Regions from separate parts of the Mus musculus genome. Here region 1 is linked to region 2. A link is a loop called in an ENCODE intact Hi-C map of the cell type or tissue named here. Cell type or tissue: heart. All regions are shown on one strand. Each heading gives the region's core, and the rest is flanking DNA. Links, peaks and the distances in the headings are about the cores only.

Region 1 (6,286 bases), core at 1-5,000, 290 kb before region 2:
AGAAGTCAGCTCAGGTCATCAGTGGGCTTGGCTGAATGTGTCTGTATCTCCAGGCCCCTCTGGGTTAATTACAAAGTACCAGACAAGCAAAGGAAGGCCTTCTGCAGCCTGGCATGTGTGATCTGTTCTCACAGCACAGATGCATCGGCACATACTGGCCCTGGCCCTGGCCTTTGGGGTGGATACTCACTCACCCACCTATGGACCAAGGAGCCAGCCCTTTGTCATTTGAGCGTGGCCAGACCCTCCATCACTTCCCTAACCTTCCATCTCCTGTCCACGTATGCGGTCTCTTGCACTTATCTGGTCTGAGCACCACCACCACCCTGGGTGCCCCTCCCAGGCCAGTTCCTTCCTAGGTCACCTTCCTCTCTGGCTGATCATTCTGGACAGGCATGCTGGGCCCCCAAGCAGACAGGCGTGCCAGACACTCCCAGTCTCCCAGGGTCATGGTCAGGCCAGAGAACACTTGGAGGCCCAGAGACTTTGAGGGATGAGCAGGAGTTTGTTCAGAAGTACAAACTGAAGCTGCGCAGTGTGGAGGTCAGAGGCAGGGTTTGCCTCTGGAGGGACCTCAGGGAAGGGATAGGTGAGGTGGGCTGGCTCTGACACCATTCAGACTGAAAGCCACTGTAATAAATGCAGGGTGCCCAGACTGCCTGCTTCCTGTCTCTTCTTCCTGTGTGGTCCTTTGTCCTTAGCATGAAGCCCAAGACTCAGTAATCTGTCCAGGCCCTGCCCTCCAGGAAGGTCCCAACCTCCAGGTTCTCAGTCCCGCCCTACTGCTCTGCTGTCCCAGGACACAGCCCAGCCAGCACAGGCTGTCCTGTCCTGAGGCCAGGCTCCAAAGCTCACACCTCCTCATAGGAGATATCTCCCTGAGTTCTGGTGGGGAAGATATGAAGGATTCACACTACAAGGTATACTAGGCCAGGCCAGGCTGCTCTGAGGGCCTCCTGTTGACATCTGTCCAGCCCGATGACCTCAGTGACCTCTGTGGCCCACACACCACTGAGCTGGGAACGTGGGGCTCTAGATGACCATGTTGTGACTTATCTTGGAATACCCCCAGGCTGCAAGTGTCGGAAGGGAAGGGTTCTAGCACACTCATGCCCAGATCAGGCACATGTGGCCATAGGGAGTCACCCACACAGGGCCCTGATACAGTGCGACAGGCCTCACTCAGGCTCTAGCCCGCCTGGTCACTGTCCAGGTGTTTCAGATGACCCAGTGATGGCAGGCTCAGACCTACTCACCACCCTCAAAGCCTCCCTGCTCCCCCTATCCCCCCATGGCACTCTACTCAGGCTGCTGAAGTGGGTTATATAAAAGGAGGGCAAGCCAGCATAATACCTGGCCATGGGGGTGGGGTGGGAAGGGGAGGGGTGGTTGTACAAAGGTATGGGGTGGTGCCAAGGCCACCCCCTACCAGGCCTCCCCACCCCACCCAGGGGCAGCTAGGGGCCTAAGTGCCTAAGGAGGTGCCAACTGGGACTGGGAAGGCAGCCAGCCAGGCTAGGGCCACCCACAGGTTGGGTGTGCCTAGGGCGGAGCCTCTGTGGGAGCAGGTGGTTCCCGATTCTTCCCAGAGCCTGTGGGGTGGGACAGGGGGGCCTGGCTGGTGGTCAGGGCGCTTTGCCTGGCCAGCAGCACTAGTCACACCCATTACTTCATGCCCTGCCCTCAACGCTTGCCCATCCCACCCATTCCAGCAGGCAGCACCCCAACAACCAGCCACCATGTTTCCTACCCAGAGTCGCCGATTGCCTCTGGGGGCCCAGCCAGACACAGGAACCCCAGGCAGGGTTGAAGAGAGCCCTAGCTTTGTGCTGTGCAGTTAGAAACAGAACACTCAGTTGGTTCCTGGTGTTTAATGGAGACAGGCTGGGTAAGTTGACGACGGTTCAGGTGGCTTTGAGGGGCAATCAAGGCCATCTCTCCAGAGGCATCGTGGGGATGCCAGATTGGGGAATCCTCCATGACCTGGCAGACAGGCACCAGGAAGCTTTAAGCCCAGCAACTGGAGCACTGCTGACCCCTGGTGGCCACTTCAGCCCACTGGGAACTTCTCATCGGCCTGGACCTGGCTCAGTTTCCCCGTGGGTGTCAGACAGTAGGTACCACCTACTCCAGGGCCTTCACTAGGGCTTCATTGGCCTCAATACGGATCTGGATCTCAGCCCGTGCTGCCTCGTCCGCCGCACCTGACAGTTCTGACTGCGCCTTCTCCAGGTTGGCCCGGGCTGCCTGCAGAGGAGTGGGCCAGTGTGAGGGACAGGCAGGGCCGGAAGCAGGAAAGCACACTCCTGTGAGCAGCACTTGCCCTGCCCTGCCCTGCCTTAGTTTCCCATCCACTGCTCACCCCCAGGTCCAGCATGTCCAGTGTCACAGCTTCTTCAGCTAGTAACTGCACAGAGGAGTCGGCATTCACAGTGACGGAGCCGCTGCTCACTGTGGAGGAGAGGGTCTGAGCAGCCTCCTTGGGCAGCCTCACCGCCCATGTGTGCTCAGGGCCACCAGCCCTCTGCCTCCCCAGGCCAATGCCCACTCTAGGCCACTTGCAGAGTGACCCTGCAAGACTGGGGCACAGGCCAAGCATGTGGATGGTGGCAAAGGATGGCCAGGCCCGGTGCACACCTGTCGCCTAGCCCCCTGGGGAGGCTGAGGTAGGGGACTGCCAGTTCAAAGCCACTCAAGACAACACAGAGAGGTCTTCCCTCAAACTAAGTGTAAAAGAGGAGCCAGGACTGAGGCTCGGTGGGTACTGTGTTTGCCTGGCATGTGCAAGATCCTGGGTTCAACCCTCAGCAAGGCAGAAACTGGGTATGCCAACATAAACCTGTCACCCCTATCACCCAGGAGGTGGAGGATCAGAAATTCAAAGTCAGCATGGCTAAGGAAACACTGCTTTAAAATCAGAAAGCAAACCGAAAAGGAAACTGAAGGGCCCCAGAGCCAGTGCAGAGAGAGTACCCACTGTGCAGAGAGAAGGAGCAGAGTTTGCGGGAAGCCAATCCTAATGGTGAGGAGTAGGGCAGGAGAGTGTCTGTGGCTCACTGGCCAGCCTGCCTCGCTAAGAATGTGGCAAACTCAGGTTCTGCCCATCTCAAAGGAACAAAGACAGAAAGAGCTTATGAAGGAGGGTGCCACCAATGTCCTTCCGTCACATGTGTGCACACATCCTTCCCACCTTCACCGCCACGCCTGCTCTGGTACTTGCCCAAACATAACCATACAGAACAACAGTGTGTGGGGGCCTGACTCGTGGACGGAGCCCGGAGCCCTCGGCTGGAATCCCCCAGCGATGACCATGGGCTGTATCCCCTGCCTAGAAAGCTCCAGGCCCTGGGTTCCATCGTGGGTATTGTTAAATAATGAGATATGAGAGAAGACAAGACACACCCCTTCATCTGGAGAAGGGGCAAGATGGAAGTCCAACCCGGAAACGTGGGTCCTTCAGACCGGCTCCCTCCTACACCAAGGCTATCTTACCCTAAAGGCTTAGCTCCTCAACCGTCATTTCTCCATGTCTTCCTGCCCAGCTATGGCGAGGTCAGCTGCTGGCTTTACTCTGTGCCCCAGATGACCACATCTTTGTCATGGCAGGCTGGGCAAGCTTCTTCCCTTTGCTTTCTCCCTGCCCTTCTCAAACCTGAACGTCTATGCATCCTGGGCCACACTCACCAAAGTACTTAGTCGTGGTGCCGTCTTCTGTGTGAACCACTACCAGCCCAGGCCGTAGGACCTGTAGTGTGGGGACATGGGATGCCAAGATGCCAAAGGCTCCAGTCAGCGTAGGCACGTCCACTTGCTTGACGTTGGCACTGTCAAAGAACACCTGCAGAGAGTGTACACCATGGGGTAGGCATTATCCCATGCCTGCTGTACAGTGGGCACAGAGAGGATGGAATTCTGATGGGACACAGACACTACCAAGAGCTGACATTAGACTCAGCTTGCTCACCTGTGAAATGTCTATGTCTAAAAGAGTGTCTAGAAGAGGTGACTGAAACAGAGGGCAATGCAGTGTAGTGCAGCGTGCTGATCCAGCCCCTGGTATGGGGTTTCTGAGAAACCCAAAGGCTGTCTCACAACCACTCAGGAAGTTGCTATGAGGTAGTCAAAAGTGTAAAACCAACCCAGGCTTACAAATAGCATGGCTGTAAGTTGGTAAAACCTTGGCTAAGGTCTATCCAATTAAGGATATTAGGTCCAGGGCTGGAGAGATGGCTCAGTGGGTAAGAGCACTTCCGAAGGTCCTGAGTTCAAATCTCAGCAACCACATGGTGGCTCACAACCACCCATAATGAGAACTGATGCCCTCTTCTGGTTTGTCTGAAAACAAACAGTTTACTTACATACAATAAATAAGTAAATCTTTAAAGAAAAAAAAAAAAAAGGATATTTGGTCCAGGCAAACCCAACAGGATGAGGAGCTTCGGTCAATCCCAGGTGACCCCAACAGTGGCCAGGCTTCTGTTCTGAGTCCAAATCTCCTTCAGGATCTGGGTCCAGGCAATTTCCAAGAGCTCCAGGTCTGGGTACTGGTGACCCCTATCTGGGCAACAGCTTGGGGACTTGGGGAATCCCCCACGGGTAGAAACTGTGAGCCATGTAAAACCCAAAGGCATTGCTCTGTGCTCCATTGTTCATCCTAGCTCCAAGTGACACCACCTAAGCCTTGAGTAGAGCCTGGGGTTCATATCAATCTCGGGTACAACACCCAAGGACAGGGCCTGAGTGACCACCACCAAGGTGTAGAGCCTAGAACACCCCAAAACAGAAGGGTTTGTGAAGGCAAAATCTGGGTTCCAGATATAGGTGATCCACCTCCCAGAGGGTGGAGTCTTATGTCCAGGTGACGCCCTTAGGGGTGGAGCATGAAGTTTCAGTGAACACTGAGGTCGAGCCCTGGGTCCAGGTGACCCCATCCAGGGGTGAGGTCTGGGGTGGGGGGAGGTTCACAGGGCCCCATGGGGATGAAACAAATGACCTAATACAAGAGAACCTCTTCCACGGGTCAGATCAGGGGCTTGACGAGTCTGGGGGATGTGAGTTCGTACCTGCGTCGGGGAGGCAAAGGTGAAGGACATCTGTCCGGGCCCGGCGGCGGGGGCAGGTGCAGCGGCGGCCTCGGCGTATGTACGCGCCTGAAGCATCAGGCGGCGCAGGCCCGGGTGACGAAGCAGTGAGGCGGGCAACATGGTGGCGGAAAAGTCAGTGGACTCTAGCTTCGCGGGCGGCCGACACACTGGGCAAGCGAGGCGGCCTTCAGGGAGGGAGAAGGACGACGCGCGGTGCCTTCTGGGAGGCGCAGTTCCCACAAGAACGCACGCGCACAGGATTCTCCGAAGGCTGCGCGATGCAGTACGCGCTGAGCATTCTGGGAGGTATACTTTCCCTTGGCCCCACCCCTTGCAGTGATGCCTAGAAGTGGGATCCTCCTATGCCGGGTGGGTCATTCTGGGAATTGTAGTTTTCTTCGCCTTCTAACAGCAAACGACTCTGGGTTCTTGGGATGCGGTTCTTTCTGCAAACGAACATATTCCCTCAGGAGGGGAATGTTTGCGCGGAAATGATATGGGCTTGATATCAGGTGCCAAGCATTCGAGGCCCAGAAGAAGCAAACCTGTAACGTGTTGGAACAGAAGAATTAAAATGTAGAGTGCGGTGACACACTCTTGCAATCCCCGCACTCGGAACAACCTATTTCCAAAAGTGCATCAAATATAGATGGGCAGTGGTGGCGCGTGCCTTTATTCCCAGCACTTGGGAGGCAGAGGCAGGCGGCTTTCTGAGTTTGAGACCAGCCTGGTCTACAGAGTGAGTTCCAGGACAGCCAACAGCCAGGATTATACAGAAAAATCCTATCTCGAAACACACACACACACACACACACACACACACACACACACACATATATATATATGCATATGCCAGGCGCAGTTAATCCCAACTCCCCGGAGGAAGACTCAAGCGGGGCTCCATGAGTTTGAGACCAACCAGGACTACATCATGAGAAGCTGCTAAATAAATAATTAAATTTCATGATGCCCGCTGCGGTGCGTGCTGGGGAGAGGTCGTGCCAGGAAAGAAGTGCACCGGATGGCGGCAGAGGGCGCGCGAAACCTGGAGATGTACTCGCTCTTCTCCGCAGTCCCCTCCCTGCGGGCCTCCGCCCCTGCGTGCCACTGACGCAGGAGCCCGTGCGCAGGCGGCCAAGGGGCCCCACTGACGCCAGTCTTGTCCGCGCAGCCTCGCTCTCGGTCATGACGTCATCACCCTG
Region 2 (7,848 bases), core at 1-5,000:
CAAAACTCTTGGACGGCAGGTCTACATGCATCCATGCTATCTTCCGCCTCCGAGTCTTTGTAGACCCTGGACTAAGGCAGGCTCCTCTGCAATAAGCAAGCCTTTACTCTGACTACAATGGGGTACAATGCCAAGCTAGAGACACCTACCTTTGTACCGACTGCTATGTCTGGGACGATGCTGTGGAGAGAAAAGTAGACATCAGCACTGTGTGGCCTGTAGGGCCCTCTGCCAGTCCGGCTTAGAAAGGCAGGGAAGTGAGCCATCCATTGAGTCTCAACTTGAAAGAGGGCCATCATTGTCCTTGAAGACCCTCCCTTCTTCCACACAGGACCCAGACCCTGCCTTTCAACACATTAAATCCAGTTTTAGTACAGGAAAAAAAAAAAAAGAAAAGGAAAGAAAAAAAGCCCAGTTTTTATAAAGCATACCAGTGACCTGGGTCAAAACTCAACTCCTGAGCATCCTACAACGCCAGGGAGCCTGAAATATAGGTAAGGAGCAGCCCAAGACAGTGCTTCCTGATGGGGGCTGGGAGCTCCTCCAGGGCCACACTGCTGATGGCAGGCAAAGTGGCCTTGTTACCATTTACAAACCAACAGAGCTGCCGGGATACACCCTAGGTTACTGATCAACCCCAGCCCCTCGTGACTGCACCCTGCCGCCTCACACCTAGCCTGCTTACAGGCAGCAGCAAGCCTACCACAGCTGGCAGGTTACCAAATGGCTCTCAGGGGTCTGCCTCGTGAAGGGATTCCACCAGAAGTGGTGGCTGGGGTATGTGTAACCCTCTGCTTGGTTTACTGTTTTCAAAGAATCTTTTGCGACATTTCTCTGCACTCCCTTCTAGAACTCACTTCGATCTGCCTATCTCTGGCAGGATTAAAGGTGTGCACCACCACACCCCGCTCAAAGATCCTCGGTAAGTTGCTCAAAGGAGGCAACTGGAGACTCCTGTCTGTCATCTCAGCACTTAGAAGGCTGAGGCAGGAGGACTGCCATAGGTACTCAGCTTGAAGCTAGGCCAAACTACTTTTCAGAATCGTGTTAAAAGGAAAGCCGCTTACTAAGCCTGGTGACTCAAAGCACTAGGGAGGTTAAGGTGGGGAAAATCAGGAATTCAAGGCCAGTCCTTATCCAAAAGCCAAACAAAAAGTTTCAACAAAAAAGTCGGGGCCTGGTGACGCAGGCCTTTAGTCCCATCACTACGCAAGCAGAGGCAAGCGCAAGCAGATCTTTCAGACCAGCCTACAATGAGATCCGGTCTCCAAAACAAACCGAAAACTACAAAAAGTTGCCAGTGGAGGGGGCATCCGGGAAGCATGTGGGAGATACGGATGCCAGGCCGGCGCCCACACCGGAGACCGAACTGAACCTCACTCTGGCCCACCCGCCCCTCCAATGGGGGGCCCTGGAGGCCTCCTCCGGACACCTCCCCCCAGGCGGGAAGGGCGGGCGCGTTCGGCACAGGTCCGCGCGCGTGCCCGCACCAGGGCGCGCGCCCTACTACGCGCGCGCACCCGGGGTCGCATGCGGCGTGCGAAGCGACATTGCTCGGGGCACAGGGCGAGCCGGCCGGATTGGAGCACGGCAGGCGGGAAGGATCGCAGCGGCCGAGCCGCTCCGAGTGAGCGCGTCTCACCGGAGGGAGCGCGCGTGCACGCGGAGGGCGGGAGGGGGGCGCTGGGTTCCTCCGGATGAACCGCGCGGGCACCGGAAGTGCGCTGGGCGAGGGGCTTAAGGGGAGCCGAAAGCTGGGTGCGGTCGCCCTAAGCCAACCGGCTTCCTTAAGGGCCTCAGACGCCCGGGATTCCGAGCGCGCCACGCGGAACGAGGCCACACGCACGCGCCCATTGCAGCGGTTAGAGGGATCGGCGGGGGCCAAAAGTCCACGCGCGCGGCAGCGATGGCTGGGACGGAGTGGTGAGCGGAGCGGCGTGCGAGGGGCGCGGCAGGACTTACCCGTCCATGGCACACGGAAGAGACCCGCGGGGAACGGAGCGGAGGCGCAGGAATAGCAGAAACCGACCCAACGGCTCCGAGTTATAGACTCACAAGATGGCGGAGACGCCCGCACACGTCCCCCGCGCGCGATCCTCATTGGTTCCCGCTGCGGTCTGTGGGCGTGGTCAACCCCGCCTGCCCCCGCCAGGGCCTTCTATTGGTCAAAAGGTTACTCCAAGGGCGAAACGCATCCAGACAGCAGACAGCTGTTGGGCGGGACGGCCGTCAGTCAAGACGGAAGACGGAAACGGCCGGTGGGGGAGGGGGAGGGAGTGAATGAGTAGACGCACGTGATACCATCTGAGCCAATGAGCGAGCCTTTGTTCGACCCGTGGGACGCCATCTTGAGAGTGGGTACGTGGCGGGTCAGACGCAGAGAAGCGTGCATTCTGGAGGTTGCCTCCATATTGCAAGCAGGCACTGGAAGCCGTTAGCCTCCAACGTGAGAGTAAAGCAAGCTGCTTCGCCATCTTAGAAGCGGGCAGAAAACCCCGTATTGCCCTAGCTTGCTTGTGGTCACGTGGCCAGAATTTGGCCTTTCAACCGAGTTTCTCCTGGACTAGATCGCAACGAGGTGGAGGCCACGTGCTTCATAGACGCAGTCGCGACTAGATTGTGAATCATCTCTTTCCGTCTTTTGTCTACCCACAGCAGCCAAGCTCCATCTGTGTCGCAGGGATGGGGAAACCGAGGAAAGGAGCCGCAGTGTGGCTGGTTCTGCCTAAAGCTGGGGAAACGAGGCTACAAACTCAGCAGCCGCAGAATCCACTGGAGGGACGAAACTCCGCCCTCTTGTACCTTCACCCCAGCAGCCAGGATTCTGCCTTCCAGTCCTGGGGTATCACAAAGCAAGACGGGTTCTCCAAGGCCTAGTGCAGGCTATAAAACAGATCCTTTGGTAGGACTCCCAAAGGCACAAACTATCCGGATTCTTGTCTGCCTGGTTATCTGCTAAAAAAAAAAAAAAAGCCAGGCAAGGGGGAAAAGTTTCTCCTCCGCCCTGCACGGGAGGTGAGCCCAGAGCACTGGCCTCCCTTTTCTGTAATACAGGGCTCGTGGGAGGCGGGGCAAAGGGGCTGGCGGCTATACTGGTTTCCTTGCAGATCTGGCCAGGGGCCCAACAGCCTTGGAGCCCCAACGCGGGCTTGGTGCCAGAGGATTCCAGCCTGGATTAGGGGCGGCTGCCGATTTCCATGGAGGCCGCGCTGGGAGTGAGGTCTTTCAGGCCCCAGCCAGCCGGCACAGCAGCTAGCTTGAAGGCCCAGAATCACTAATCAGGACCGTCTCGCGGATTTAGAAAACACATACACACACACAACAAGGCATAGGATTTGAGCCCTCTGGGACTCCCATCAGGTCCTGGCTGGACCATCAGGGATAAGGTTGGCTGCCAGTTTTTGTTCTCTGGGTGGCTGGTGCCAAGCAGGAGCCCCACCCTCAGAAGCTAACCTGCACGGGTGGCTGCCAGTGAAGTTGGAGGCTGCTCATGTCCAAGAAGCACAGGTCTACACTAGCAGAGTTTGTTGAAAGCCATTTCAGAGACCTCCCAGAACCTTTCTTATGAAAACGGTTTGTGTGTAGCCCTGGCTATACCGAACTCCTGCTGGCCTCTAAGGCCCAGAGATCTGCCTCCTGAGTTAATGGCCAGCCCCACCACGCCTTGCTTCCCGGAACCACTGAATGGTCTTGTTCACCTTCAATTCCTTATCTGCTTCCTGATCCGAATCAGACCTCCATTACCCAGTGGGGAACATTTAATTCCGAATCCCAACCCCTGCGCTGCAGAGACCCAGCCTGAGGCTGGCCTCACATAGATCCACTGCCCCTGCTTCCTGAGTGCTGGAATCAAAGGTGTGTGCCACCATGCCCAGCTAGAATTGTTTTTGAGACAAATTCTCAACTTTGTGACCCAGATTGTCCTGGAATTCATATCTCAGACTGGCCAGCAGTGATTGTCCTGTTTCCGAATCCTGTGGTGAAATGACAGGTCTGTGCCTCTATGCCTAGCCAGAGTGAGTTCAAGACCAGGTTGGTCAACATAGTAAAGAGGGCAGGGGGAGGGGGAACCTCTGCTTTGAACCCCCCAAAGAGGGCCTAGGGGTGTGTCTCCGGGGTGGAACCCCAGCCTAGAATTCCCCAATGAGTTGAGTGTAGCTCAGGGGTGGAGCCCCAGCCTAGAATGCCTCAGTTAGGGGCTGGGAGTATGGCTCAGCATTAGGACACTGGCCCAGCACACAGGAGATCCTGGCTTCCTTTTTCAAAGCTGCCAGAGCATATTTTAAAAACGATTAATGTTCTGTGTTGCTGCTGTGATGCAGCGCCCACAATGGACTGCCTCTAACGTCACAGATGTGAGCCTTGCATCTGGAGCCCAGAAGTCTGAGGCCGGGCTTTGCACAGGAAGTGCCTTTTCTGTCTCCCAGATTCTGGAGCTCCAAGTGTCCGGGACTTGTGACAGAGTCCCTGTGTGTGCTTCTGTCTTCAGACTGTCTCCTACTAAATCCGGCCTGGATAATTTCAGTTTCGGGACCCTGAACTGCATCTACAAAGAACCTTTGTGGTGCTAGGGCTGGAGCTCACTCCCACCCCGCCCAACTAGACCCGTGTTTGCTGCTCACTGATCACGCCCAGGGCCCCAACCATCGCTGGTCACAGTAACCCATCTCAAGGTTGCGAATGGCTTAGGAAGCCTGCACCCCAAATGTCCTCAAGTGGGCTGGCTTTTGGGAGAGAACCATGGTTTAGTGAGCAGTCATTTTTACTGCCTCCCTGTCTCTGCAGAACACCTGTTGGGGAAGACACTGCATTGTTTAGCTCTTCCACATGGTTGGCCTGACTTTGTCTCCAGCCTGCCCAGCGCCCACCTCAGCCTTGCCAGCTGCTGCTCATGAATGATTGAGGTGAGGAGGGACAGCTCACCTGGCCTTTGTCTGAGAGGCACACTAGCCTGCTTGTTACCAGGGAAAGTGATACTCCCCTGTAGGAGGAGATGGAGGCAGGGAAGAGGGGCCCTCAGAGCCAGGGCCAAGTGAAACTCTCAGAACAATACAAGGAAGATAGACACAAGCCTCAGTTTATTCCTCTATAAAAGGGAAACAAGGCCAGTGTCTCCACCAAAGGAAATCGTCTACAGGTTGTTATTTCTTGTTTGTTTGCCTTGCTGGGGATGGAGCCCAGGACTTCAGAACTGCTGAGCCCCTGTTGTCATGGTTACTGGGGATCTAGGAAGGAACCTTAAAGGCTGAGACCCTCCTGTCTTAACCTCTCAGAAACATGACCTGACTAGCCTGGGCCACCACACCCTCCTGCTTGTGTGTGAATTATAAATTTTTGTTTGTTTCTTTGTTTTCAAGACAGGGTTTCTCTGTGTAGTCCTGGCTGTCCTAGAACTCTGTAGACCAGGCTGGCCTCGAACTCAGAAATCTGCCTGCCTCTGCCTCCCAAGTGCTGAGATTATAGGCATGCACCAGGCGTGATGGCGCACACCTTTAATCCCAGACTTGGGAGGCAGAGGTAGGCAGATTTCTGAGAGTTTGAGACCAGGCTGGTCTACCTGGGAAGATCCAGACCAGCCAGGGCTACAGAGACTCAAAACAACAACAACAAAACTCTTTTTTTAAAGTTGTATATGCATGGTGTTGTATAAGGATCCCTTCCTCGTTTCCCAAATCTCTACTGGACAGTTTAGTCCAGGGTCAGGGAGTCTGGGCTGAGGAGATCCACTGAAGGGAAGTTTCACACTTTTACCCTTCTAACCCCAGGGTTCAAGGAAGGTCCCGTGAGGTGAGTTTCGTCCCTGAGCCCCGCACAGTAGAACATGACTGCTGTGTGCCACAGTGCATGAGCCCACAGACACACGGAATAACTAGATGCTGGGAACAAAAAAATTGTTCTTGAAGATTCAGGGGAACTCAGAACTTTCAACTCTGCACCCCCAGCAAACCTCTGTTGACCACCAAGATAGAAACAACTGACAGCTAAGTCCTTTTCCTATCTGTCCATGTTTAGACCTCTCCACCCTTGTGTCACCCCCACCCCACCCCACCCCACCTCCTGATTCAGATCTGCCCATTTGTCACTCCAACCCCAGGCCAGCAGGAAAGGCCACCCAACCCTGCCACTCCCTGAAAGATCCAAGATGCCACTCCCAGAGGAGGCTTTGGAGCCACAGCCATTATCCAAGCAGGAGAAATTGGTCGGCTTAACCAGGGATACCCAGAAATGTCCTGGCATCTTGGCCATCCCTGGCATTCAGCATCTGAAGCAGCTGTGGTGGTTGCCATGGGGGGACGGGGCAGGCAGGCTCCGCAGTGTGGTTCTCTAGGTATCTGGTATGTGTGTTCAAAGAGTCAGCCTGGCTGTGACTCTGGATAGAGGGTGGACACACAATTCAGCCGTTCCTCCACAGTCACAGGCAGGAGTGAGACTCTGACACTCCAGCATGGAGGGACCTTGAGGACACCATCCTTAGTGGGAAACCTCATCACAAAAGACCAGACCACGTAGGACTCTGTGATAGGCAATGTATGCAAGGGGTTCAGAGAGAGGAAGTAGATTCACAGATGGTGGGGGTGGGAGCTGGGCACAGGAACATGGCTTCCTGTGCAGAAAGAAATGTGTACGTGATGGCTGTCCCAATGCTATGCTCGGTCTCCCTTTCTCTTTCTCCTCCTCTTTCCCTCTCCCCAGCACACCTCTATTTCTGAAGAGAGGACTGGCTTAACGTCTCTCACAGGTACTTGTATAGGAGGTGAATTCTACCTAACATTGCTTTTTTTTTTTTTTTTAATTCTTTACAACCACCTAGATGAATGAACAGGCAAAATTGCTTGCAGCACAAGCCTGCTGACCCAAGGTGTGAGGTGAAGGGAGAAGAGAGCACCCACTCCTGTATTTATCCTCTGAACACCATGGGAGCCCTGTGACATGTGACCCACACTCACCCAGTACACATACATAATTAACAAACTCCTCTCCAGTCCCACTCAAAGAAAAAGTAACTGGGCTGAAGAGATGGCCCAGTGGTTGAGAACACTAGCTGTAATGGGATCTGATTTCCTCTCTAGCATGCATTCATATACATAAAATACATAAATAAATCTTTTTGTCATTGTTGTTTTTGAGACAGGGTTTTTCTGTAAAGACCTGGCCATCCTGGAACTCACTCTGTAGATCAGGCTGGCCTTGAATTCAGAAATCCGCCTGCCTCTGCCTCCCAAGTGCTGGGATTAAAGGCGTGCGCCACCACTGCCCAGCTATTTTTTGTTTGAATTACTTTTGTGATTTTGATGATGGCGTGTGCTAGATGCATGCGTGGAAGTAACAGGACAACTCAGAGGATTCATGCTCTCCTTCCATAGTGTGCATCGTGGGATTTGAACTTAGGACATCAGGCTTGACAGCAAGCCCCTTTACCTACTGGGATACCTTGTTTTGCCTGTGCGAGTTCAGTTTTGTCTGTCCACATCCCTGACAACCAGAGACCAGGGAATGGGCTGTTCTGTGGGAAACAGGGTCTCAACAAATGTAAACTGAACCCATGAATGAATGTAGGGACTAAAACAGCAACAGGGCTCATAGAAGAGGGACATTTAGAACTAGGGCTCAGTGTGGACAGTGCTCACCAGGGTTCTATTCCCAGCACCACAGGGCCCAGCTTGGTGCTACAACCTGTCACTCCCAAACTGGGGAGGTGGATGCAGAAGTTCAAAGTCATCTTTGGCTACAAAGTGTATGTAAGGCCAGCCTGGGCTACACAACACAAAGCTCTTGGTTCCAGAGAGAGAAGATATTCAGGCACAGGCGCACATGCATACTGCCCTGTACTGACTGCTTGGTAGGCCC

Evidence for each region. Peaks named below come from ENCODE experiments on the same cell type or tissue, not always from the same donor. Only the 100,000 strongest peaks of a DNase experiment are listed, where the experiment ranks them.
Region 1: a loop joins it to region 2, with 2.6 times the contacts of the local background. A loop is called at or near these places in 3 of 42 quality-filtered maps.

Annotation. Positions count from the first base shown.
Region 1 is chr10:80,141,384-80,147,669 of GRCm38, reverse strand. It overlaps Atp5d (ATP synthase, H+ transporting, mitochondrial F1 complex, delta subunit), which reads right to left and starts at 5,355. Exons shown (of 4, transcript NM_025313.2): 1 at 5,064-5,355; 2 at 3,685-3,838; 3 at 2,363-2,451; 4 at 1,852-2,247. The coding sequence starts at 5,204. The coding sequence ends at 2,125. It also overlaps a transcript of Midn not described here. In heart, for the core only: CTCF peaks have their summits at 2,043 (motif pointing left) and 4,330 (motif pointing left); DNase peaks (open chromatin) are centred at 249, 999, 1,569, 2,269 and 2 weaker places; H3K4me3 peaks cover 3,881 bases; H3K27ac peaks cover 2,523 bases.
Region 2 is chr10:79,848,836-79,856,683 of GRCm38, reverse strand. It overlaps Ptbp1 (polypyrimidine tract binding protein 1), which reads right to left and starts at 2,252. Exons shown (of 14, transcript NM_001077363.2): 1 at 1,963-2,252; 2 at 150-180. The coding sequence starts at 1,970. E130317F20Rik (RIKEN cDNA E130317F20 gene) reads left to right here and starts at 1,713. Exons shown (of 1, transcript NR_029447.1): 1 at 1,713-5,307. In heart, for the core only: no CTCF peak of the experiment used is centred there; DNase peaks (open chromatin) are centred at 1,443, 1,563, 2,263, 3,113 and 3 weaker places; H3K4me3 peaks cover 5,000 bases; H3K27ac peaks cover 4,918 bases.